3 separate regions of the Mus musculus genome follow, and regions 1 and 3 are each linked to region 2. A link is a loop called in an ENCODE intact Hi-C map of the cell type or tissue named here. Cell type or tissue: left cerebral cortex. All regions are shown on one strand.

Region 1 (8,000 bases), 120 kb before region 2:
GGTTATTTGGTCACAACAATGAGAGGAATAAGCAACACACCTAACAAGTGGTGGTCAGAAATAAACCCAGACCTGAAGAGATGCTTAGCATGATGTACAACCCCTAATAAATTGGCAGTGACTACTGGCTTTATTGGAGCCAAGAATTTACGAATCCCTGTTACCTACAATCAACTTGGCCCAGCTTCCTTTCCTAAACCATTACGATGGGGATAATCTCTAAAGAGCACAGATGGGTTGACATCTTCTCTATTAGCCATCTATCTTCAGGATGTCAAGAAATTGTTTATGCCATTCCTACTATTCATAGGTGAGACCAGAAATGTGGCTAAGGTCTTTGATGGATCACATACTGAGCTAAGGGAAGACTGCCATGGAACCTGGAGAGCAAAAGTTGGATAGAGAGACTGTGCTGAGGGGTTTATTGCTAAAGCTTAGTCATTGCCAGGGGTGTGGGGGTTGGTGCAGGGAAGCTCACGATGCAGAAATAGAAGCAGGAGCAGGAGCTGCAGGCAGGCGAGCAGATGGAAGTTATTTTTAAAAGGAGGCTGTATAAAGCCGTAGGTGGAGAAAGCTCTAGACACAGAGAGCCAGGGCTATAGGTTAGAATGTCCTAAAGAGAAACCTGTATTATCCTGACAAGGCTGAATTTTTTCTCAAACAACTTTCTACACCCTGGGTCCCCAGCATCAAAAATAAAGACATAATTTTAAGAGTCAACATGCAGTTTTCAGGTGGTGGACAGCTAAAACTGTCCCAAGCTGCTTTGAACAGAAAGGGAAGCCAATTGATGCATGTAGTTGGAAAGTATAAGCCAGACATGACTTCAGGCAGTGATGCATCTGGGTGCTAAAATGGTGTGATTGGTGGTATTTATGTTTTATTGTTTCCTCACTTATGGTCTCATTCTTGTGCAGATGTCCCTGTCCAGGTGTCCCAGTGGCAGCCAACACCTCTCCTGAGACACACCAACACAGCAGCTAAGCATTTATAAGCATGATTATTCATTCACTTATCTGGGTCTAGGTATCTACTTTCCTGAGATATTTATTGGCTTGAGTCTCCTCTCTATTGAAGATAACCAAGAATCAGTGTACCAGACCCACATGACTTCGACAGCCAATGCATGACTAGAACTTGTATATCATCCATAATGAGATACTTGGAAATCTTTCTTAGAGACAGAGATAGAATAATTGTCTTCCGTGGGTGAACCCAAAGTGACATTTACTGAACTGTTCAGAACCTGAATTAAAAAACACCCATTTTTCTTTGCATTTGGCCCACCTGTACAAGTTCCCCCAAGGCCTGTTTCACATACCTGCTGCTTTCTGAGGGGTTCCGAACTCCCTAACAACCTTTAGTTTCTTTCTTCCACCTTGCTCCCCTGAGGCGTGGGTCTACATTGGGCCCATGTGACTGATGCTCTTTAAGGCCAGTCTTGGATAGCATCAGTTTATTTTGGTAATTGATACTTAATGTGAGAGCAATGGACAGATGGATGGATGGCTTATGAAGACTCAACTGGAAGAAGTATTTGGGATTTACAAGACCTATTGAGGTGAGGGCAGTGCCAGAAGCACAGGCAAGTAGTTCTCAGAAATGTGCAGGACAGGCACAAGCACGTGAAGGTGGAGATGTTTCAGTTCCCAGGCCAGAGCCCCCTTTATCTTGGGATTTCCTTTACTCTCCCTAGAGATCCTGGTCAAAGCAGAGGGTTAAAAAACATGATGCTGGAAGTGTTTCCCAGCTCTGCCACTTCAGGGACAGACTCTATTCTGTGTTCATGATTTTTCTTTGCTGGAGAAACTTTGAGGAGCCCTTGGAGGTCAGCTTACCTCCTAGAATACCCATGCTTCTCTGTCTCCTTCTCCCAGGCAGCTGCCTGCTAACCCAAAATAGAAATGCTAAAGTATGGACCAGACTAATGGAGCCTGGAGCCTGATTCTGGCAGCTAAAGAAAAGTGGAAGACTCCAGAAGTTCACATGGCAGACAGACTCTGGCTCTGTGATGGGAAGACGGTAGCTCTCTGTGGCATCCAATGCCTGACACACAGCTTTTGTGCTGCCAACTCAGGCTTCTGGGAAACATGAGAGAAAGAAGGGAACAGTCCTGTAGAACAGATAGTCCATATAGAAAGTTTCCATGGAATGTCTTTATTTTCTTCGGAACAAGGCAGGGTGCAGTCATTTTCTGATAACACATCACATAGTACCTGCCATCCGTACATCATGAATAATCCCACTTGATCAGTTATCTTCTAAGAAGAGCACTGTCATGACCTCCCCAACCGCGGCACACTTATACACACACACCACACACACACACACACACACACACACACACACATTTCCAATGATGTGGTAAATGATTATACTGTGATCAGCTGACCTTGTCCTTGGTTTGAAAGCTGGTAGGTGGAACAGCATGACTTAAGTGGTTTTCCTAATGAGCATGGGATATGGTGAAATAAAAGATTTTGCTTTCAGGATCTCCCTAGCTGCATAACTCTGCAGAAGTCTTGCTTTCCTCATCTGTAAATGAAGCCAAAATAATAAGGTTGATTACCAAGTAAGACGGCACAGGTACATATCTATTATACAATCTAATTCTCTGCAGAGGCGGGACAGCCAAGAAGACATAGACTCTTAGCTCATAAGCAAATTATTTAAGCTCCATGAACCCAAGACTTGAAATTGGAGGTGGAAAATTTTTTACTAGATCATTTTATCTGTTAAATAACCAGTAATAATTGCTAGTTATTAAAAAAAATGTTGTGAGTATTGACTGAAAAGCCACCTGAAAACATTAAGCATGTCACATTCACAGATGCCAGGAAGGCTGCCTGCTGCTCTTCCCTCTTTGACAGCCTATTACCAGCCACATCTTCATTCACTGGGTCCAAACCATATGAGGCCCTGATCCAAACTCCCTTCTGTCAGATCCAGACCAGAAACAGATTAGAGTGAGCAGATTAGGGAAGGGACCCTCCTCGTGAGCACCAGTTGGGCATTAGCACAGTTAAAATCTAAAGTGAGAACTTCTGGTTTCTTTGGAAAGTCAGTCGTGTTGGATGATGATTTGCTGGGGCAAACACATGAAGGAGTGTTTTCCTGAAGCAGACACAGGTAAAAAGATGATTTGCTAAAACAACAACAAAAAAACCCACACGCATAAAAGGATGCGCAATAAAGGATTCTTCACTAACAATACACATGTATATTGGCTTGCCTCCCATCGTGTAGCTGAGCTCTGTTTGTTGTGACTCCATAGAGAGAAAGGCACTGAAACCCTTCTAATGGTGGTCTGGTGGCTTCTTGGTGCCGTAGACTCAGGCCAATTGGCAAAGTGACGGCAGCTAATAAAGACGCACATGAGGTTTTGCTAAGACAGACTCACATGCTGAGGCAAGACCCATGGAGGACACATGATGTTTGGCGGGAGTATAAATAGAACTCAACAGACAATGACAGGGGATTGCATAGCTCGCTTTACAATGCTTCTTGGTCTGGAGTTTTCCCTGATCTTCACTTTGTTAAGAGAGGCATGTCGACGAACTTCTGACCTAATCGCTCCTGCTGACTCATGCCAATTTAGCTGAGGCCTGGCTGTTTCTGCTAGGTAATGCCACTACTACTGATTCGTGTTTACTATCCCAACACCACTAAACTGGACTGCCGATATATTCATAAAGTCTTTGTGAATGGATCAAGCTGCTGTTGCTAAGTGCTGTGATCTGAACTGCGGACAACGCAGGTGGGAGTTGCTCCAAAGACCCATTTCTAAACAGATCTACTTCCCTGTATCCTAATAACGTTTACTTTCTACTTCTGTTGGGGAATGGGCTAAAAGAGAGGTTAAAACATTTATAGAAAATGTTATAAAAATTGGGGTTTAAAAAGTTTAAACTACAAAAATCTGTTTAATTTTTTCTTGGTGTTCTTAGTGTTCCTTCAGTGCATACTACAAGGATTACTGCTTCCTTTTAGCAAATAAGCAAAGCTGTTAGGGGTGGGGAAGTTGGCTCTCCTCCTCACTCCAAGCGAAGGAACTCTCAGTTCCATGATCAGCTGAAGCACTCCCTGCCAGCAGCAGCCATTGCGGTCACTTTGTGGATAATATAAGATTAAACAAAGATTGTGGCTTAACACCCTGGCTCCTGAAGACAGTTTTCAGCAGCCTCTTCTCCATTAGAAGAAGCCTCTAAGAAATCTAGATGGTTCTAGAATTATTTCTACTTTGGCCACAGGGGGCGCACTATCCCCATTAAAGGGGTTGCTGAGATTGGGGCTGGAAAACTAGGCTGGGACTAGTCCCTAGTATAAATGTCAGACACCATGACTGAAGCTAAAAGGTTAAGATGTGGTTGGTCTGTTAGTTAGTTCTTGTTGTTGTTGTTTTGTCAATTTGACACAAACTTCTCATCTGAGAAGAAGGAATTTCAAGTTAGGAAATGTCTCTGTCAAATTGGCCTGTACATAGTTCTGTAGGACATTTTTCTGATTAATGGTTGATGTGGGAGGGTCTATTCAACTGAATAGAGTGCCACTGCTGGGCAGGTGACTCTGGGTTATATCAAAAACTAGGCTGAGCAAGTCTTAGGGAGCAAGCCAGTAAGCAGCACTCCATGGCCTCTGCTTCAGTTCCTGCCTCTGGGTTCCTGCCTTGAGTTCCTGCCCCAACCTCTCTTCGTGATGGACCATACATTTTAAGTCTTAGTAAATTCTTTCTTATGCAAGCTGCTTTTTTGCCGTGTTTATCACAGCAAGAGAAAACAAAGTAAGACAGTAGTCCAAACAAATGGCTATGATTGATCAAAACAAATGGCTGTGGTTAGTCAAGATACCCCTCCTCCTTGTCATAGAATCAGGATTCTTAGGCGTACTGTCCTAGTTTCATCTCTGTCTCTGTGATAAGGTATCCCAACAAAAATCAACTAAGAGGAGAGGGTGGTTTATTTCAGTGTGCAATTGCAAATCACAGTCCGTCACTGTGGGGAAGTCAAAGCAGGAACTTCAAGCAGGTAGTCACATCACATCCATAGTCATGAGCAGAGAAAATGAACGTGTGCATGCTTACTTGTCTGCCTCCTATGTTCATCACTTTTTCCCCACAGTTGCACAGTTTGACAACCCCCATTGGTAGGGAATTATGCCACCCACAATGGGCTGGACATTTCCTCATCGATTTAAGACAGTCCACCATAGACATGGCTGCAGATCAACCCAATCTAGATAATGTTTCATTGATACTATTTTGCTGGGTCATTCTGGGTTGTGTCAAGTTGACAATTAAAAGTAGTTGTTATGTTCACTCAGATTTTCAGCTAGAAGACTCTTCCTCTGTTGCTAGAACATTAAGCCCAATAAAAATATCTTCAGGAGTAGTTGTTTCTTGCCTGCTTTTCAGGAGTGCAATCAGAGACAATAGAGAGACAATAGAGACAATAGAGAGAGGTTAGGCCAGCAGTGAGAAGCTGGTTAACTGGCTGAAGCAAACAGCTGGATTACTACTCAGTGGTTACCAGGAGAGGAAGAAGGGATGAGAAGTAGAGAAAGAAATGACTACAGGAGGGTAGAGGCCTATAGGGACCCAGAGAATAAACCTGTAGGTTCTGGCCACCGGAAGAGAACCAGAGAGCTGTAAGGTATTGAGGCCAAGAGGTTTAGTCCCAGGCTGAGAGCTGTAGTACTGGCCATTGCCAAGGACTAGGGCTCTGGTACCCATGGTCTGCGTGAGGAATGTAACTTGTATATGACTAAGGGCCTGCTTCCCGAGGACTGCTTAGGTACTTTGGCAATAGGGAGTGCTGCCAGTTGCTGCTTACTTCTGTCTACAGGTGCTGTAACTCTGAGGGAAAGGAAGGCACCAGAGAGCCATTTGAATGGTTTCCCCTCAGCTACCCACGATTTCTATCTAGGTAGAGCCCAAGAAACCCAGGCAACTGACTTGTGATGAGGTGACAAGAATGCTTTGAAAGTACCCAGAGAGGTGCTGATAGGTTCAGACTAGGAAAAGGGCAAACATAAACGAAATGAGGTCATTGCTAAAGTGGGGACCTCAAGAGATGCTCGGTATGGTTAAGAGCCCCTCGTTACTCATTCAGAGGACCTGAGCTTGGTTCCCAGCGTATACGTGGAGGCCCACAATCACATCTAACTCCAGTTCTTGAGGATATGTCACCCTCTTCTGGCCTCCCTGGGCATGAGACATGCACATGGTACACATACAAACATATGGAGGCAAACACTTCTACAGATAAAATAAATTATTGTTTCGGAGTTAGGAGTTGCTTACAACAAGGAAAAGTTGAGTTGAAAGACCTGAGACAGTGTGTCTCGTTTTTGTCACTCTGAGATCATGTATTAAGGAGTTCTGGCCAAGGCCATTGTGATGGCCTGCAGAGGTGGGATGCGATTTCATTACATACCAGCAGGTGTCGATATTGTCTATCTTGATAAGCACACCCATGCCATGATGATGGATCTTAAAAAAAAAAAAAAAGATTTTAATTGCACACTCTTGCACTCTTGTAAGTCAATACATCTTCATACTCTCCCACTAAGACTGTTACATATGAGAATAGACAGTGTTCTAGGTTTCTCATGAGTGCTTAAAACCTGGTTATTACATTAGTGATTTAGGAACAAAACATCTCTGAATTCTAAGCCTTGGCTGTGGAGAGTGAGCTTTACAGCATCTATCCAAGAGAAAAGAGGAGAGAGCAGGAGGAGAGGGTGGGAGAAGGACAACACAAAGAAACTTCACAGCAGCCAATTGATTTATCAGAACCTTAAGCCATGGCTGGAGCATCTGGGTTCAAACATTAAAGCCCGACTGTAAGCCCAGCTCTGTGAGCAGCCTGTTTGCTGTAGCATATACACAGTAAAAGTAAAATTGGGGAGTATGAAATAATCCATGGTACCCACCAAACAAATGGTCTAGTGCGCAATTCAATCTTAGTAAATATGAGCTATTACACTTATAAACAAACAGACTAGTTTTGCAAGTAGAATGCTCAGAAGAACCTAGTCACCAGAAATGTTTGTTTTGCTTTTCTGCTCACTTTGGTGCTCTTGAGCATTGTGGAGACGGTGCCAACTACTTAGGAAGTAATTGTTTAATGAAGGAAAAATAATGGGTCAAAGTAACCTTTGGGAAATGCTAATATAAACATGAAGAGATGATACCACGCAGTAACACTTGTCACCCCCTTCAGGATGCAGGAACATGTGTTGCTCAGAACGCCTCTGCAGGACAAGGAGCCATACTTTTTTCATGTCTCTCATAGAATGTGAACAGAAGGAAATGTGTAACTTATCACTGGGGCCTTCAAAATAAGCTATGGAGAAAGAGGATAACAGGTGTAAGCCAAACACTGCCTCTCCCAGCAGACTTTGAGAATGCTAAAGCCAGCAAGAAAACACCGAAGTCACAGTGGGGCTGGCAATATAGATCCATGGGTGAGAGCACATGCCACAGATGGATGAAGACCTGATTTCAAATCCATAGCACTCATGTAACAAAGAGGGGTGCGTGTGTATTTGTCTGTACTGGGGACAGAGTCGGGGGATTCCTAGGGCTTGCTGGCTGCCAGCCTAGACCTCATCCCACCTTAATACAATAGAATGATGAAGTGCTAAAAGAGACCCTAAGCTCTCTGACCTCTGAGTACATGGATGTATAACACGTGTGCGCACGCACATACACACACTTCACATATGCACAATGCCAAACATATGCATACATGTGCACACATACCATACACACATATACATCACAAACACACACACAAACACACACTGTAACATGCTAGCACTCAGACACACACACATCACACATACACACATGCAGGCACACACATAATGAATATATACACCACACACATGCACACACATGCATGCATGCAAGCATGCACATGCATGCATACACATACATCTTTTAATGAGGTTTTTGACATATTCTTTGTAGTGTCTTTTATAAATAAACATTCCTTTGA
Region 2 (8,000 bases):
CCTCCCCTCCCCCTCCCCTCCGCTCCCCCTCCCTCTCCCTCTCCCTCTCTCTCCTTTCCCTTCCTAGCCAAACACTGAGCACCCTCTTTGCTAGCTGCTCTTGCCATGTTGTGCTGCCTCATCAAGAGCCAGTAATTGACAAGAGCACTTGGCCTTAGACTGAACTCAACTTGTAAATCAAACTAAATCTTTCATCTCTATATGGTTAATAGCTCAGGTAGTCACAGAAAGCTGGCTGGCCAAGCCCAGCTCCAATGTTGCCGAGATGCAGAGGAAGGATCACCTTTGCACACTCACTTTTCACAAGAGGAACAGTACGCTCCCACAGACATGTGATGCATGAGAGCCCTGGTAAGCACAGGTACAGGACACCCACTCGTGTTGGGTGTAGCCCCCTTGTCTTGTTCTTTCTTCCACTTCTGAGCAGCTTCTCCAAATTCCAGAATTGACCCATGAAGGTTCAGAGCTCAACTCTGTCCCTGAGAAGCTGACCACAGATTCTGATTCCCCAGCTGGGCCATGCGCAGGATGTCTTGGACTTCTGATTACGTAACATCCATGTGCTTCAGGTGTGATGCTGAAGCTGGTAGGACCCTGGATGCTGAGGGCATCAGTCCACTGATGGCTGTGGTTGACTAGCTGACATGGGCCCCAGAGCAGCAAAGCACCACAGAAACCTATAGAACACTGCAGGAATTAGGAACAGATGCCTGAAATAAAACCACATGCCAAAACCTCTCTCTGCTCTCAAGCACAGGATGAGTAGATAAAATCATTTCAATTAAATAAAAGCCATTCTGAGGCTCAAGCAAGAAAGGATGCGCCTTGGGAAATCTAGGGACAATAGTGACTCCCCGGGCTGAGCAGAGATCAGACCATCTGGGGCTGGGACTCTAATTCTCTCACAGAAAAGCTACTATCGGGAATATGGCCTCTAAGGATAGCAAGGAGGAGCAATGACAGGGGTGCCTGAATAAATTATAGAGCTAGGAAAAAGATGCTAGATCTGAGCCCTCTTCTCTCATAACTTGGTCAGTCTGCTTTCTATCCTTTCGATGGTGGCAAAGTACCAGGGGTAAACAGCTTATAGAGGGGGAAGATTACTGTGCTCCGTGGGTCCATGAGCTTCAACCTGCGGTCACGTGGGTCTATTTCTTTGGGCCTGTGGGCAGACAGAACATCGTAGTAGGGATTGTTGTTTAACTCAAGGAAGTTGGGAAGCAAAGGGGACAGAGGAGGAGGAGGAGGAGGAGGAGGAGGAGGAAGTTTCCAGTATTATCTCCAGTGACCTCATTTCTTTCCACTAGACCCATCCCTCAGAGTCTCAACATCCTGCTGTGGTACTGCAGTCTGGTGATCTAACTCTTAACACATTTCCCTGAGTGTTGACAAGAGGGGTCATTAAAGATATCTGAGTAAAATTTTTTGCCTTGGACTTACATGAGTCATAGCTGATTAATCTGAGTTTTTTCTCACTTCCCACACAGAATAGACTCTGAGCTGTCAACCTGCTGGGAGAGTGAAGAATTCTCTTACTTCAACCCCCAAAGCAGATGTTAGGAATCTCTCTCAAAACCTGGGCCTGTGGTAGACTCCTGAGAGGACAGATTCCTGCTGACTGTGAGCTTACAGCAAACTTGACAAAATAAGTTATTAAGTTATAAGTTATATTAAAATTATGCAAAAACTGAAGTAATTTACTACCACATTTACTCTCAGCAAATTAAAGAACCTCCAAGGGCTACAACCCAGCAAGAAGGAAATTGAATGCTAGTGCGGGGGTGGGGGGGTGGGGGGGGGTGATATTGAAGAAGCATCAAGGGACAAAGCAACAGGAGTGATGGTGGGGAAGAACTTAGAAAGCATGGCCCTTCAGCACACAAGTCAGCAACTGAACAGCAGCTCAAGGGAGCTCCTAACCGGACAGAAAGAATGTGCCACTGGCAGAGGGTGTAGCACCACCAAAAGCAGATGGGAACTCATCCAGATGCAGGAGACTGTTTTCCCGGTGATTTCCTTGCTCACCCTTGATGGATAGCTACCAATCTATGGAGCCAGAAGCTGAGTCAGGTTTTCCTCTTCAAAGTTCATTCATTCACAGCATCAAGGGAGCCATATGTCTGCACTGGAATAGATGTAAAACGAAAAGAAAACCTGGATTTCCTTCCCCTGTGTAGGTAGTATCCAGTGTCTGATCCTATTCTACCTGATAGACCTAGGAACATCTTCACAACTGACTCACGAAAGGATCTTGGGGATCCTTCATAGATCATGAAGAACTATTGTTCTATAGTCTCTCTCTCTCTCTCTCTCTCTCTCTCTCTCTCTCTCTCTCTCTCTCTCTCTCTTTTCCTTCACATCATCTACTGACCTAAGCAAGTCCACCTGGGTAGGATGCTGGGGCTGGAAAAGGGAGAAAAACCACATGATGTCAGCACTATCCCATGTGTTTGAATATGAGCCTGTTGGCAAATTACAGCCTGCCACTCTCAGATAAGTAAGGGAGATGGAAATGTCAATTTGAGCAGATTCTTTTTTTTTTAATTCTTCTCTTTTAAAAACTATAATCTAGAGAGGGGATGGTGTCTAGTATGTGAGTTTCAAATTCAACAGAGAAAGCCGGGTTTACCCAGGATTTTTGTCACAATAGCAAGAAGAATCAGAGTGCTAACTCTGTCCTTTCAGGGAGATGCCATGGAAATACCAGAGCTTCTGCAGACAGCCTCTTGGGATTAGAGAGAGGAGGGAATTAAGCAAGGCCAGTATGCCTTGATGCCTGAAGATGCTCTTAGGACAAAGAAGTACAAGTTTCAAACATGAGGGTGAGGGGTGTCAAGAAAATACATAGCAACTCATCTGTACAGTGGATTGTGGTGCTGTAAACTGTCTTTGAATCCCTTTGCGTCCTTTGATATTAAGACTTGAGGGAAAGCAATTTCTGTGCTTTAAGCTCCCCAAAGTGAAGAAACAAGATTATACTAACAGCTTCTAGCAAGCACAGCATCGGGCGGCGGTGCTGTTTATTTTCTGAACATGTTCCTTTCCCTGTGATGGGCTCCAGGCATGTGGAGTGAAATATAAATAGTAGAGGGAATGAAAGAAGAAGCAACATGCTGGGTTCTCTGACCCTTCTGGGTTCCGGTTTAAGACGAGGAAGGCTCTAGCCAGAGGGGGTGGTGCACTTGGGGACAGTGTTCATGCTTCAACACAGGTTCCTGTCCAGAGGGAGGCCACAAGGTTAGGGTGAAGTTCACAGAAGGGGATTATTAAAGGGATTTGGTGTGAGCTCCATTGGACACCCAGATAAAGGGCAGAGGAGATTTCAAACCATTTTGACATGTATTTCCCTCCACTCATCTACCTCTGGGCAGAGGCTTCCAAGCATCCTACCTTCCTGTTTCTTTTAAGCATTTTGACAGTCCAGAAGTGATTTGAGCTGGAATCTTTTGTCTTTCTTCCATTTGATGTAAGTGTTGTGTGAGGGTGTCTAAACAATAACAGCATAACAGCTCATATTTATTGAAGACTGGGGATTGGGGATTGGCGTACTTAAACCTCACAACAGTCTTGGAGGTAAATACTGACACTTCTCTAGTGCTGCTCTCTAGTGATGTTCACAAGCTCACCAAGAGGGAGAACAGAGACTCCAGAAATGCAGAGCTGGCTGGGGCTCCATCGGGTGGACCCTGAGCACCAAGCAGAAGGGATGGCGGCTGCAGCTCTTTATCACTAGGTTGAAAAGATGATCACAACACAAAGGAACCTCCTGGGAACACATGCTAGTGGAGTGGGAAGGGAGGTTACATTCCCAGGCAGCTCTAGCCTTTCTTCTCAGCAGCATCTGCTGTGGGAAAGAATGGCTGTTTCACCTGGGCAACCAGAAACTGGCAGAAAAATCAACCAAATTCCCCCTGTTAGTATAGTTTTGAACTTTTGGGGGAGTCAAGCAGAGAGAAAGAGTTCCAGGTACCCATATAGCCTACCACAAATGGATTTCTCTGTTACTACCGTCTTGCACAAGGGCACGTATTGTGATGGTTGCCGAAATCATTGTACATCATTATAAACTAAAGCCCTTAGATTATAGCAAGGTCTTTCTTTGCATTATACAATTCTATGATTATTTTGGACAAATGCTAAAAAACTGCATACATAACATCACGGTACAATTGTATAGAATAGTTCCCAGTACTCCAACATCATGGGATCCACTCTTAATCACTCCCCTCCTTCCCTCCGCCATCCTTTCACTGTCTCTGCAGCTTTGTCTTTTGTGGACTGTAATAGAATTGGAATAATACAGTATGCAGGCTTTTCACACTGACTTCTTTGGCTGAGCAAATGCTATTAAGTTTTCTCCCTGTCTTATCGTGGCTAGAGAGCGTGTTTCTTTTAAACCCTTGAATAATAGCCAACTGCATAGCTACGTTACAGATTATTCACCCAGCTATGGAAGAGAATCTTGCTTGCCTCCTAACCTCAGCTCATATAAATAAAGCTGCTATAAATGTGTCAGCACATTGTCACACGTAAGTTTTCAACTATTTTTGGTAAATGCCTAAGGGTACAACTGATATATCCTAGCAAGGCTATGTTTAGTGTTTTATCTAATTCACTAAGCTATCTTCTAAGGTGGCTTCCATACTCTCCATTCCCATCAACAAACCACAATCATTTTTCCTGCTATTCAACCGTGTCTGCATTTGAGCTTGTCTGTTATTTATTTATTTATTTATTTATTTATTTATGTTACTGTCTTAACTTCCAATTACTTAATGACAACAACACTCTGCACTATTTGTGGTTATTTTCTGTCAGTATATTATTTGGGAGAAGTGTCTGTCAAATTTACTTTATATTATTCGACACACAGGGTCTCCTCTATCCTAGGCTGACCTCAAACCTGCCACCCTGAAATACATGAGACCCTGCCTGGAAAATAAGATAAGCCCCAAGATAAGCTTGAACTTCGTATCTCCTGGGCTCCAAGTCCTAGGTGCAGGGATTATGGGGTGTGTGTCGCTTGCCTTGTTTATACATCTGGGCTTCATGTATGCTAGACATGGAAGCACTCTGCCAGCTGTGATGAATTCCCAGCTCTCTTTTTCTTATTTTAATTAGCAAAACGTTATGCTCTCTTGTTATTGAGCTCTTATTGGATTATTGGATTTAAGAGTTCTATGGGTATTTTCAATAAAAAAATACTTTATCAACTCACACATAATAAATATAGATTTGAAACCCCCGCCCCCAGTTCCCTCCTACCATCACCCTTCCTTCGCCTGAAGCCCTTCTTCTCTGCAAGCCCTGCCCCCTTCTCATGCCTTTTCTGTGTGGGACTAATTGAGTTTAATTAGTGTGGCTTCAGGAGCACGGGAGGGAGATTATTTACTGGAGCCAGGCTACTGAAGCATGGACTTCGTGTGGAAGGAAAAGGCTCTCCTCTCCCCAGGCACCATTAATTATCAATAGTCTCTCAGGGAGGGGCGGGGAAAACTAATCTTGTTTAAATAAAGCGTGCTTTGGTGTTAATTCTAAAACTTACTACAAAACGGGATGTCACCTGCGGTCTTTCAGCTGTCCACAGTTTACACTCAACATCTATTTTGAGCTAAATTTTGTGAAAAATTATTGCTCCTCCTCCCCCTCCCTACTCTTCTTCCTCCTATTTCTCACCATTCCTTTTCTTCTCTTCACCTCCTCCTCTCCCCCATGTCCCCTCCTCTTCCTCTTACTTCCCCTCCTCTTTCCCACCCTATCCTGTCTTCCTTCCCCATCCTTCTCATCTAGTTAAGATTCGTTAATTTAAAAAGAGAAAAGAGAGTCCAATCTCCCACAAACTTAACTTGCCTGTTCTTGTACCAAGACTGTGCCATTGGGATTGTTACAGTGTTGCAGTAGGCCATGAAGTCCTGCAGCCAGACTTCTGTCTCTGCACTTCTCCAGTGGGCTTCACCCGTGATCTCACTGTAAACAATGGAATCTGTGACATTGCCTTCCCATGTCAGTCGTAGATGCAGTGTCATCATTTACAGAAGAAACCAGGAAGGTTTTGAGTGTGATTGTATTGACCCTGTAGGAAGGTTTTGAGTGTGATTGTATTGACCCTGTAGGGCAAGTTGGAAAGAGCAGATATGCTCACAGACTTAACTATGCCTATTTGTGAATATGCATGATTTACTCTTTCATGCTCTTGTCCTTCTTTGATTTACTTAACAATTTTCTAGTTTTCCTCACACAGACTTTAATACATTATTTTATTACACAGATGCCTATAGGTTTGTTAGTCCTGATGCAAATAATAATTGTTTTCTTAATTTCACTTGCAGTTGTTCCTTTGTTGATATGTAGAGCAGAAATTGACATTGTACATTAATTTTATATCCTGTGACTTACTATATTTATTAGCTATGGATGTTTTTGCACATTTTAGCATTTTTTATACAGCCATGCAGTCTTCAAAGGCAGCTCTATTCTTCTTTCTAATTATGTCTAATTTTGTTTAACATTCTTGTGTTACAGCTTTAGCCACCTGCTTCAGCACAAAATGAGTAGAAAGGATGTGGAGACATGAGCGCTTTATTTCAGATTCTGAGATGAAGCCTCTCAATTCTCATCAGCAAATATGATGCCAGGCCTAGATTTCTCTAGACTTTTAAAATTTGGGTTGGAAAAGTTTCTATTATCCCTGTTTTCTGAGAGTTTAACATTATAAATAGATGTTGTATTTTGCCAATGCTTTTCTGGGTTGATTCGATCATCTCTGACTTTTGCTCCTCAACCTGTTGAATGATGGATTACAGTCATATATCCGGTATGTTGCAAAGGATATTTATGACTATACCAAGACTCAGATTTCGAGCTTACCTGAACATTATGAACTTAGTCTCTCTGGCTTGTCTGGCGAGCTGTCTCCTCAGCCCCATAGGATGATTTTTGTATCTTGTTGAATTCTGTTTCTGGTGTGTTTTTTTTTAATACTTATGCTTAGAGGCGATATTAGTATAGTTTTCCTTTCTTATGATGCCTTAAGAGTGTTTGCTGTAAGGACCCAGATATAGCTGTCTCTTGTGAGACTATGCCAGGGCCTAGCAAACACAGAAGTGGATGCTCACAGTCAGCTATTGGATGGATCACAGGGCCTCCAATGGAGGAGCTAGAGAAAGTACCCAAGGAGCTAAAGGGAACTGCAACCCTATATGTGGAACAACAATATGAACTAACCAGTAGCCCGGAGCTCTTGTCTCTAGCTGCATATGTATCAAAAAATGGCCTAGTCAGCCATCACTGGAAAGAGAGGCCCTTTGGACTTGCAAACTTTATTTGCCCCAGTACAGGGGAACGCCAGGGCCAAAAAGGGGGAGTGGGTGGGTAGGGGATTGGGGGGGTGGGTATGGGGGACTTTTGGGATAGCATTGGAAATGTAAACGAGGAAAATACCTAATAAAAAAAAAAGAAAAAAAAGAAATAATGACCATTAATCTTAAAACGACTTGTTCTACATTTGCAATTATAGGTTATTTTATTTAATAAAATATTATTTTAATATAAAAAAAGAGTGTTTGATGTTGAGGTCTTAAGTACTTCATAGAGGCAGTTCAGAATTGATAGCTGTTTTTCTATTAATATCTTCCAGAAGTCACTACAAAGGCATGGCATGATTTCTTCCTTGGGGGTTTGGTAGAATTCACTAGTGAAACCATCTCTATACAACCCCTTCATTTAAAGGAGAGTTATTGACAATGAATGTGATATTTTAATGGATATATGACTATTTAATTGATCAGTGTTTTGTGTAAACTTTGGTAGTTAGTATTTTTCAAGAAACTGATATTTTAAGCCTCTTAAAAATATCATCATTTAAACAAAACAATAAGGTAATGTAGAATTTATAATGCATGTAAGACTACAATAAATGACAAAAACACATTTTATTTCCTAAAATTTATATTTGATACTGTATGTTTTCTTCTGAACCCTGCTTTCACTGTATCCCAATG
Region 3 (8,000 bases), 540 kb after region 2:
TTGGCTTTCTTATGATGCACAAACCCAAAGAAAGCATCAGGATTAATCAGTTAATCTACTGAATACCTAAGATATCTACCTCAAGTCCTGGATTCTAGGAAGAAAAGTGAACACACAGTTTGCTTACTTCAGAAATATCACAGTCTTTCAGTAGAAAGAAAAAAAAAAGCACAGTATAGTGTGATCCTTCAGATAGTCTAAATCTATACAAGATATTATAAGATAAGAGATATGAAGAGCAGTGTTGATGGCCCTGGAACTTCCCCTGCTAAGTCTGGGCTGTGATGATGTGGAATGGACCTAATAAAGCTTGGCACGGGGGTAAGAGCTTTAAGTTGTATGAGTCTGGGTTGAAGTTTGGTCTTTTGCTATATTGTAAAATATTGGCCCCTAAGACCTGATTGCTCCCAAGGACTAGAGAATCTGCACATAGACCCAAGTGACACTATGTGACCTTGCCACCCCCCCCCCCCCCAGTTATCCCTGATTCGGGAATAAAGATGCCTACAGCCTATAGCTGAGCAGAATTGAGATAGGCAGGGTTTGAGGTTCCCTGGCTTGAGTACTGAGGAGAATCATGAGGAGAAAGAGAAGGCAAGAAGGAAGATGCCATGGGTTAGAGGAAAATCGTAAAGCATAGCCATGAGAACTGGCCAATTGAAGTTAAGAGCGGCCCAGATGGAACATGGTGAATTATAATTTGGGGTTATAGATTCTAATAGCTTAGAGGGTAGATATCTGCCCAGCTCTAGTGTTGATTAAGGCTTATTATAAGTTAAAAAAAAAAAAAGAAGCAGATTGAAGAAAGCCTCTGCTGTTTGAACGTATCAGTAATTGCCCAATATATTAACATAAGCTCAGATCTTTGCGTGTAAAATGCTTATATTCCTCAATACTGCAAGTACTTCGCTAAATCTACCAGAAATGGTCCACAGTGCCTTGTGTAATTTACAAATCTAAGCCAAGGCTTCCAGACTCCCTGAGGTGACCTTTTCTTCAACAAAAGGCAACCTCATCTGAGCCACTTCCCTGCACGGTGGAAAGAGCAGGCTCTGCAGCTGGACTTGCCATATGACGGAGAGTCCAAAATGTCAAGGAGCCATTGACTCTGGAGTCTGTGCCAATGCAGAGCAAATATGGGTTCTTGCCGCGGTGGAGCTGGGCTCAGCCCCAAAGTGCCAGATGGTTCTGAGTGCTCAAGAATAAAGCCATCTGCAGAGCAACGCCTTCTACGGCTGTTACAATTTGTACTGATTACTAGCCTTCATCAGAATGTCTTTAGGATGCTTACCCACCAGTAATCCTGTCCCCTTCGTCACAGCTCTGAATTGAGGACCACATTTTTGCTTATAAGAACAGGACAAGCATATTGAATAAATATTCCCCACGCCACCCACTGATGCATGTCTTAATCTATATTATTCCACCTACATAGGAAACTCATAGACTAGATGATGATTTAGACCCTGCTTGGAACACAAGAGGCTATATGACATTGACCCTAGTTTGGAATTTGGCTGAAGGATTAAACATTATGAGAATTAAATACAAAGTTTATTTGGCTAATTATGATTGCTGCTCCCCACCCCACCCCCCACTCAAATCCTACTTGACCACAAATGGCTCATGAACTGAATCCGGCACAAATTCAACCATGTACAAATATTTGGGTGCAGCTCGCAACCACAAAGGTTTCGTGTTATTTATTTAAGCCAAGCTGGGGAGATGAGTGACAGTTTACACTGGGTGCTACTCTTTATTGCATCAATGGTAGCCCTAGTAGGTTGATACATTATTTCTTTACAGCACTCAAAGCATTAATGTACTAATAAAATGAGTTAATGACCCATTTCAAAATGCCCTTTATGGAAAAAAACTTTTTTTCTATTCCAAAAAAAAACTGATATTACATTATTTTTACCATTATCATATGATAGAACCTGATAACATGAGAACCCTAGGCTGCTAGGAAGTTACATAGTGACCAACAATCTATTTGTTATTGCTTTAAAAACAAACAAAACAAAAACAAAACAAAACAAAAATCCTACAAACTGTCAAGATTCTAGCCTGATTCCACAGGTCCACACTGTGTGGATTACAACTGGCCTCTTTTTGAAATAGTCAGAGAGAATCTTGAGCCCACTGAAATTTCTACAGCAATAACCAAAGCTTTCTGCCAGATATGTGTAACAACTGGTTTCTCAAAAACCCTTTTCAGGACATTTGTGTCAGAGGAATTTAAAGGAAGGGAGGCAGGCACCTGACCTCTACAGTCTCTGTTACGTACCAGTGTGCTATCAGGCATGAGCAGATGGTCAAAGATGCCCTGCCATGTTGTAAGAGAAAAGAACTGAAAATAATGTGTAGGTTTGCATTGATCAGTGTGCATAGTGTTACTCAGCGGATCAATCTGAACCCACCGTGGGGTCACAGCACAGAGATGCTGTATGGTGGAACTGTTAATCAGACAGTCTCATCTCTGCCTGTACTTTCTGCTTTAAAACCATTAGTGTTGGTCTTTATGTAGGGGATTGAATCCGCCTTAAAAGAGTCCAGTGCAATTCCATCAAAGTAGATGCTTTCTGGCTTTTGTGGCCATACCCTTGCCTAGAAAATTAGATGTTCCCCCAGAAGGAGCATGTCAAAGGCAGGACAGCCTATCCAGACCCTCGTGTGGTTGACTAGACTCCCATTTAACACTTTATCACACAGTAAACACTGCAGGGCTGTATATGCTGGTCAGCAAGGCCCCTGAATTTGTATAAACACTGGAACGCAGCGCCATGCTTCAGAAACTGCTTCTTTGTAACAGAGGTAGAAGGACAGAGCTCACCGACTTACTGAAACTGCTGGCTGCCAGAGGGTGCAGGGTCGCTTGCCTTTGCCTGTTAATCTGTCCTCATGCCTAGCTGAGGAAGCACAGCAGATTCTCCTAAACGGATACAACTATTCAAAAATTCTTTTTTTAAAAAAATGGGGAGAGAATAGAGTAACAATCTCATTATTTGCCTCTGAGTGGCAATGTATGATTTCTCTGCCAGACAGAGGGTCACCTGTAGAAAGGGAAGAGGTTTTCTTTTGTGAGGTTTTATGTGATGCCCTGATCCTATCAGATATTTCTTCCCAAACAGCTATATTAATAATGAAGTGATCTGTTCCCTGCATTCTATAGTACATTAGGTCTGTTCTGAGAGGTTAATCTTTAAAGACTATTTAAAAGGATCAATACCAATGCAGATATAGACAGAAGCTGGATTTACATGTCTGATAGTTGGACTTCAGAGCCTTTTAATGCAGGCTATTCCTGCACTCTAGCTAGGCTTGAGAGCACAGTGCTTGCTGTTACCTGACACTTCAGAATGAGTGGGTTCCTCAACCTGCTAGATCCCCCAACCAAAGACTTAATTTCACAGTGCCAAGGCCAAGTCTTTCCTGTTTTATTTATGTAGAATAGTGACACCTAGTGGTTGGGACAGCAAATCCACGAAACAGAATTCTTTAGTGGCAACACCCACTCTTCCCTGGGATTAAAACAAAAAGAATCCCCTAAGGGGTTTGACCCTCTTCTTGGGCAAGCAATAAGGCACCCAATGATACATGCTGAAGAATAACCTCGCTGAGTTAGACTTCTCCAGATACCCTGGAAAAAAATGGAAAGCTAGAATCATGCCCAAGAAAGGGAGGATCCATGGGAACTATGGAAGGATGAACAGGTATTGGTGTTCTAAAAAAAGAAGTAGGAACCAGTGGGGCCACCACAGCTTCTAAGTAGTCAACTGAGGACATGTGAGGCTTGTCCAAAGACTGTGGATAAAACTGCATGCTGAGGATATTGTATCAATAATGAAGATGGAAAATGGGCTGCGAAGATGAATCACAATCAAACATTCCCTCCGCTCTGTCTTTAGGCTGTGGATCCTGAGAGCTGAAAACTATTATCCTTCCCTTCTGTTAGAGTCAGCTACATCTGTCTGACAAATGCCAGGTGCATAGTAAATGCTGAGTAAGAAGGGGAAAGGGAGGGAGGGAGGTAAGGAAGGAGGAAAGGAAAGAAGGGGCAAGGGAAAGATGGAAGGAGGGATGGAGAGAGAGAGGGGGAAGGAGGGAGGGCGGGAGAGGGAGAGAGAATATAAATCAGGGCAGATAAGTACGACTTCTGGGAAGACTAGGCTACATCAGATAAGAAATGCATTCCACTGAGCTAAGGCAGCTTTTAGCAAACTGGATGTAGGTAAACAGTGATGGTAACATAGTTGATAACCACCATTCAAAGTTATTCCTCCATTAGCACCATCATTTAGTGTGGAGACAAAACACAGAGAGGAGCTGCAGAATTGATGGTAACTCAGATTACCTGGCTCCAGAGTCCTGTTCCTTCCCACCCTGATATACATTGTAATAAAGGAGGTCAAGTTCAAGAGGACTCCATTGGATCAGAGAGGCAAATCAGGACCCTCCTACAGGGGTTCTGCTACACAGGGAGCCTGTAGTTAAAAGTCACATAGCATCTCAGATAGGTCCAGGAAGGCATGAAGCCCTTCCCCATCCTACTGACAATGGACTTTTATAAATTTAACATATATTATATGAGAAAGATCTCCCTCTGCTCATTTCTCTCTATTTTATGTCTACTAATATGACAAGTTTATTTTTACTAATTATCTTAATAATAAATATTTGTGGGATACAGAGTAAAGAATCAGATACATATAATTTGATAAATTAGGAACACTAACAATTTTGTGCATATACATTTAACTATCACGTTTACCCTGCAAATATTCATGATACTTATGGGATAACATAAACTGTACTTTTTAAGACAGGTTATTACTTTGTCATCCAGGCAACTTCACGTTGTTGATGGAGCCCAGGCTGATGAGAAATGTAGGACCCTCCTCCCACAGCTTTACAAATTCTGGGATTAAAAAAAAAGTGTGCCAGCATGCCTGGCTGAAAAATATGTTTTAAGGAGAAGAGGAAATTATAAATACTTCTAGGTCTTTTAAAGAACAAGATCCTATCATATCCTAAGAGGTCTTCAGCACTGTCTGATGTGTGGAACCAATTATTTCTTTTCTCATATTCTCTCAGCAACAACCATTTAAATCCAAGATCAAACACATGCCAGGGCAGGCCCTAAGCCTGGATGCAGGAGAGTCAGGATTTTTGTTTAGGTTTTGCCTTGTTGGTTTTTATTTGTATTTTTCTTGTTTGTTTATTTGTTTATTTGTTTGTTTGGGGTGGGTTTGGTTTTCTTTTAAGAGAGACAGACAGACAGACACACAGAGGGAGAGAGAGAGAGAGAGAGAGAGAGAGAGAGAGAGAGAGAGAGAGAGAGAGAGAGAGAATGTGAAGTCGGGTGTTAAGGAGGTGTGAAGGACCTGTGAGGAGCTGTAGAAGAGAAAAAATATGACCAAAATGTATTCTATGAAAAATTCTTAATTTTAAAAAAAATAGTAAAGAAATAATTTCCATCTAAGTCCGTAACACCAGCTTGGAATGCCTTCCTGGTGTCTTGATCTAAATAAGAGAGCAACAAATGCCAGGCACAGGCTCACATGTGGGGTTTGCACTGGTGTGTCATCTGAACATGACGGGAGAGGAAAGGGATCCAGTGAGCTTTTGTGACCCAACAATACTGTGAAAATAAAATATTTTTGCCTTCCCTAAATGAAGTCAGCTAAGAAGAAAACCAGATATCAAGTGCCATTCAAAAACTCCCCCAAACTACAGAGTGAAGAAACCTCCCATGATGGCCTGAATGGAAAACACTTGAGAAGAGTTAGGGAAAGAAGAGTCCTAAGCCAGAAAGTGAGCACTAGCCATTAGCTTCTATAAGGAATCCCTCATTCTTTCACTTCCTCAATTGATGATGATGATGAACAGCTGTTGTCCTAGGTAGGCCAACCATTGCTATACTAAAACACCCTGACCAAAACCTACTTGATCCATGGCATACTCCAAACCTGTTGTTAGTCAGGACAGGAACTCGACCAGGGAGGAAGCTGGAGGCAGGAATTGATGCAGAACTCATGAAGGAGTTCTGCTTACTGGCTTTCCCTTCATGGTTTGCTCAGTCTGCTTTCTTATAGCATCCAAGACCATCTCTTCCAGGAGGACACCTCCCACAGTGAGCTGAGCCCTGACACATCAATCAAGAAAATGTCCCATAGATCTGCCCACAGTCCAATGTGGTGGGGGCATTTTCTCAACTATGATTCCCTCTTTCCAAATGTCTCTAGTTTGTGTCAAGTTGAAAAAAAAAAAAAACAAACCAATCAGCACAGCTGTCTAACACATTAGAGACACCTAGAGTCTCCACGTCTCCTTAGTTATAAATGGTAGGGGCTTCTTTAATCTGAATTCCCCCTACATTGGTTATACCTGGCTATATTCCGGGTCTAGTGTAATTTAGCATTTACCGTCCATGGCACCTCTGGGCCTGGATCACCTCCTGAGTGATGCTCTTTTTCATTTCTATGCTGACAAACACACTGTTTCAACTGTCGTTTAAACAGCCAGTTCAAAGTCTACTGTTATTTTAACTCCATATTGTCAAACAGGTGGATTTATAAATGTGTTACCTGAAGGAAACGTTCCCCCAAATAGCAGAAGCATAGACTTTATTTATTTATAATTATTTGTTAGATTTGTACAAATGTTCCTGTTGCTAGAAAGCCTCTGGCTAAATACAAATTAAAACACTTTTGAATGTAGTGAAGACAGCAGTGGCGTCGTTTTAATTACCCATTGGGGGACGCCAGGCAGCAGCGATGTATTCATTTCCTTCTTTGCTTGTATAATGTGGCTGTCTGCTTAGGGATATGAACCTCCTGTCTGCTTGCTGATGACACAGACTGCCTGGCCACATAATCCATCTTTATGTGATTCCAGCACACAAGTGCACTGAGCACATGAGCAGAGGGCCAAAAAACAACAAAAGCTAAAGGGAACTTCCTTTGGTAATACTTTTGGAGACCTGGGACCCACTGTCCCTTCAGAGGGACACCTACTATTTTTGTATGAGAGAGCATGCTATTCTCTTTCCCTTTGAAGACTTCATGGGGAAGCGATTCTGGGTCTACATCCTGGACCACAACGCACCAGCTCTCTTTCTTCTTTTGACTGCTGTCTTCCCTACACATTAGAACCATGGATATAAACAAGGTCTTTAATGTCTCTCTTCCTCAGCTCCCCTCAGCTGTCACATGGGACCACTGTAGGATCACTGACGTGGGTACAAGATTCTTCTCACTGATGGGGACTCCGAGTATGGTGCTCAAAAATATGGTAGACAATTTGATTTTATCCATCAGTTACCGAGGAGTAGTAATACCACACTCTCTCACAGAGTTATTTTCAGGATAAAATGTGAGAGATGAGGCTTCAAATATATAGAGAATCCACAAATACCAAAGTGGGTTAGAACACCCCAGCTGTCCTCTAGCTTGTACAGAGAATTGGACTGATTCATACTGTAAGGTAATGTTTGCCCAGCTGTCCCTCTGGCAGGTGACGCTTAGCAAGCATGGGGAGTTTTGATGTTCAAACAAAGATAGGGGGAAAATGTTGCTCTGGAGGGGGGAAAAAAGCTTTGTTAAAAAATTAATGGATGATTATGAATTTTACATATGAAAGGATAATATAGTGGATCCAATATACCTGCCACTCAGCTGCTGAGGAGAGCAGGGCATATAAAATGCAGCAGGGAGGGAGGATCTCAGAGGAGTTGGAAGAGGGGGGAAAACATGATCAAAATACATCGCATGAAAAATGTAAATAAAATCTATTTAAAATAATAATAAACAAACCCCTGCTGATGGTAACAAAGCCTTTGGTGGCTCACCTCCTGACACAGTCCCTCCTCTCTCCTAGTTTCTCTACCTACACATTCAACTCTATACACTATACCACAAGTCACACATAGTATGTGTTTGTGACAGTTAGTCTTAATTGCCAACTTAACAGACTCTAGAAGCACCTGGAAGATGGGC

The links. Peaks named below come from ENCODE experiments on the same cell type or tissue, not always from the same donor. Only the 100,000 strongest peaks of a DNase experiment are listed, where the experiment ranks them.
Region 1: a loop joins it to region 2, with 2.6 times the contacts of the local background. A loop is called at or near these places in 4 of 42 quality-filtered maps.
Region 3: a loop joins it to region 2, with 2.6 times the contacts of the local background. A loop is called at or near these places in 2 of 42 quality-filtered maps.

What each region holds. Positions count from the first base shown.
Region 1 is chr7:124,781,448-124,789,447 of GRCm38, reverse strand. No RefSeq gene overlaps it. Among named protein-coding and RNA genes, the nearest start is that of 3100003L05Rik, 77 kb to the right of the region's middle. In left cerebral cortex, CTCF peaks have their summits at 4,253 and 6,427 (motif pointing right); DNase peaks (open chromatin) are centred at 483, 793 and 6,425; H3K27ac peaks cover 1,277 bases.
Region 2 is chr7:124,664,751-124,672,750 of GRCm38, reverse strand. The region is part of intron 1 of 3100003L05Rik (RIKEN cDNA 3100003L05 gene); the gene reads left to right. Among named protein-coding and RNA genes, the nearest start is that of 3100003L05Rik, 40 kb to the left of the region's middle. In left cerebral cortex, no CTCF peak of the experiment used is centred here; DNase peaks (open chromatin) are centred at 1,510, 2,070, 2,391, 3,014 and 2 more places; H3K27ac peaks cover 1,532 bases.
Region 3 is chr7:124,124,642-124,132,641 of GRCm38, reverse strand. All of the region lies in intron 1 of Hs3st4 (heparan sulfate (glucosamine) 3-O-sulfotransferase 4), which reads right to left. Among named protein-coding and RNA genes, the nearest start is that of Gm25759, 18 kb to the left of the region's middle. In left cerebral cortex, a CTCF peak has its summit at 3,470 (motif pointing left); DNase peaks (open chromatin) are centred at 1,137, 3,466 and 7,452.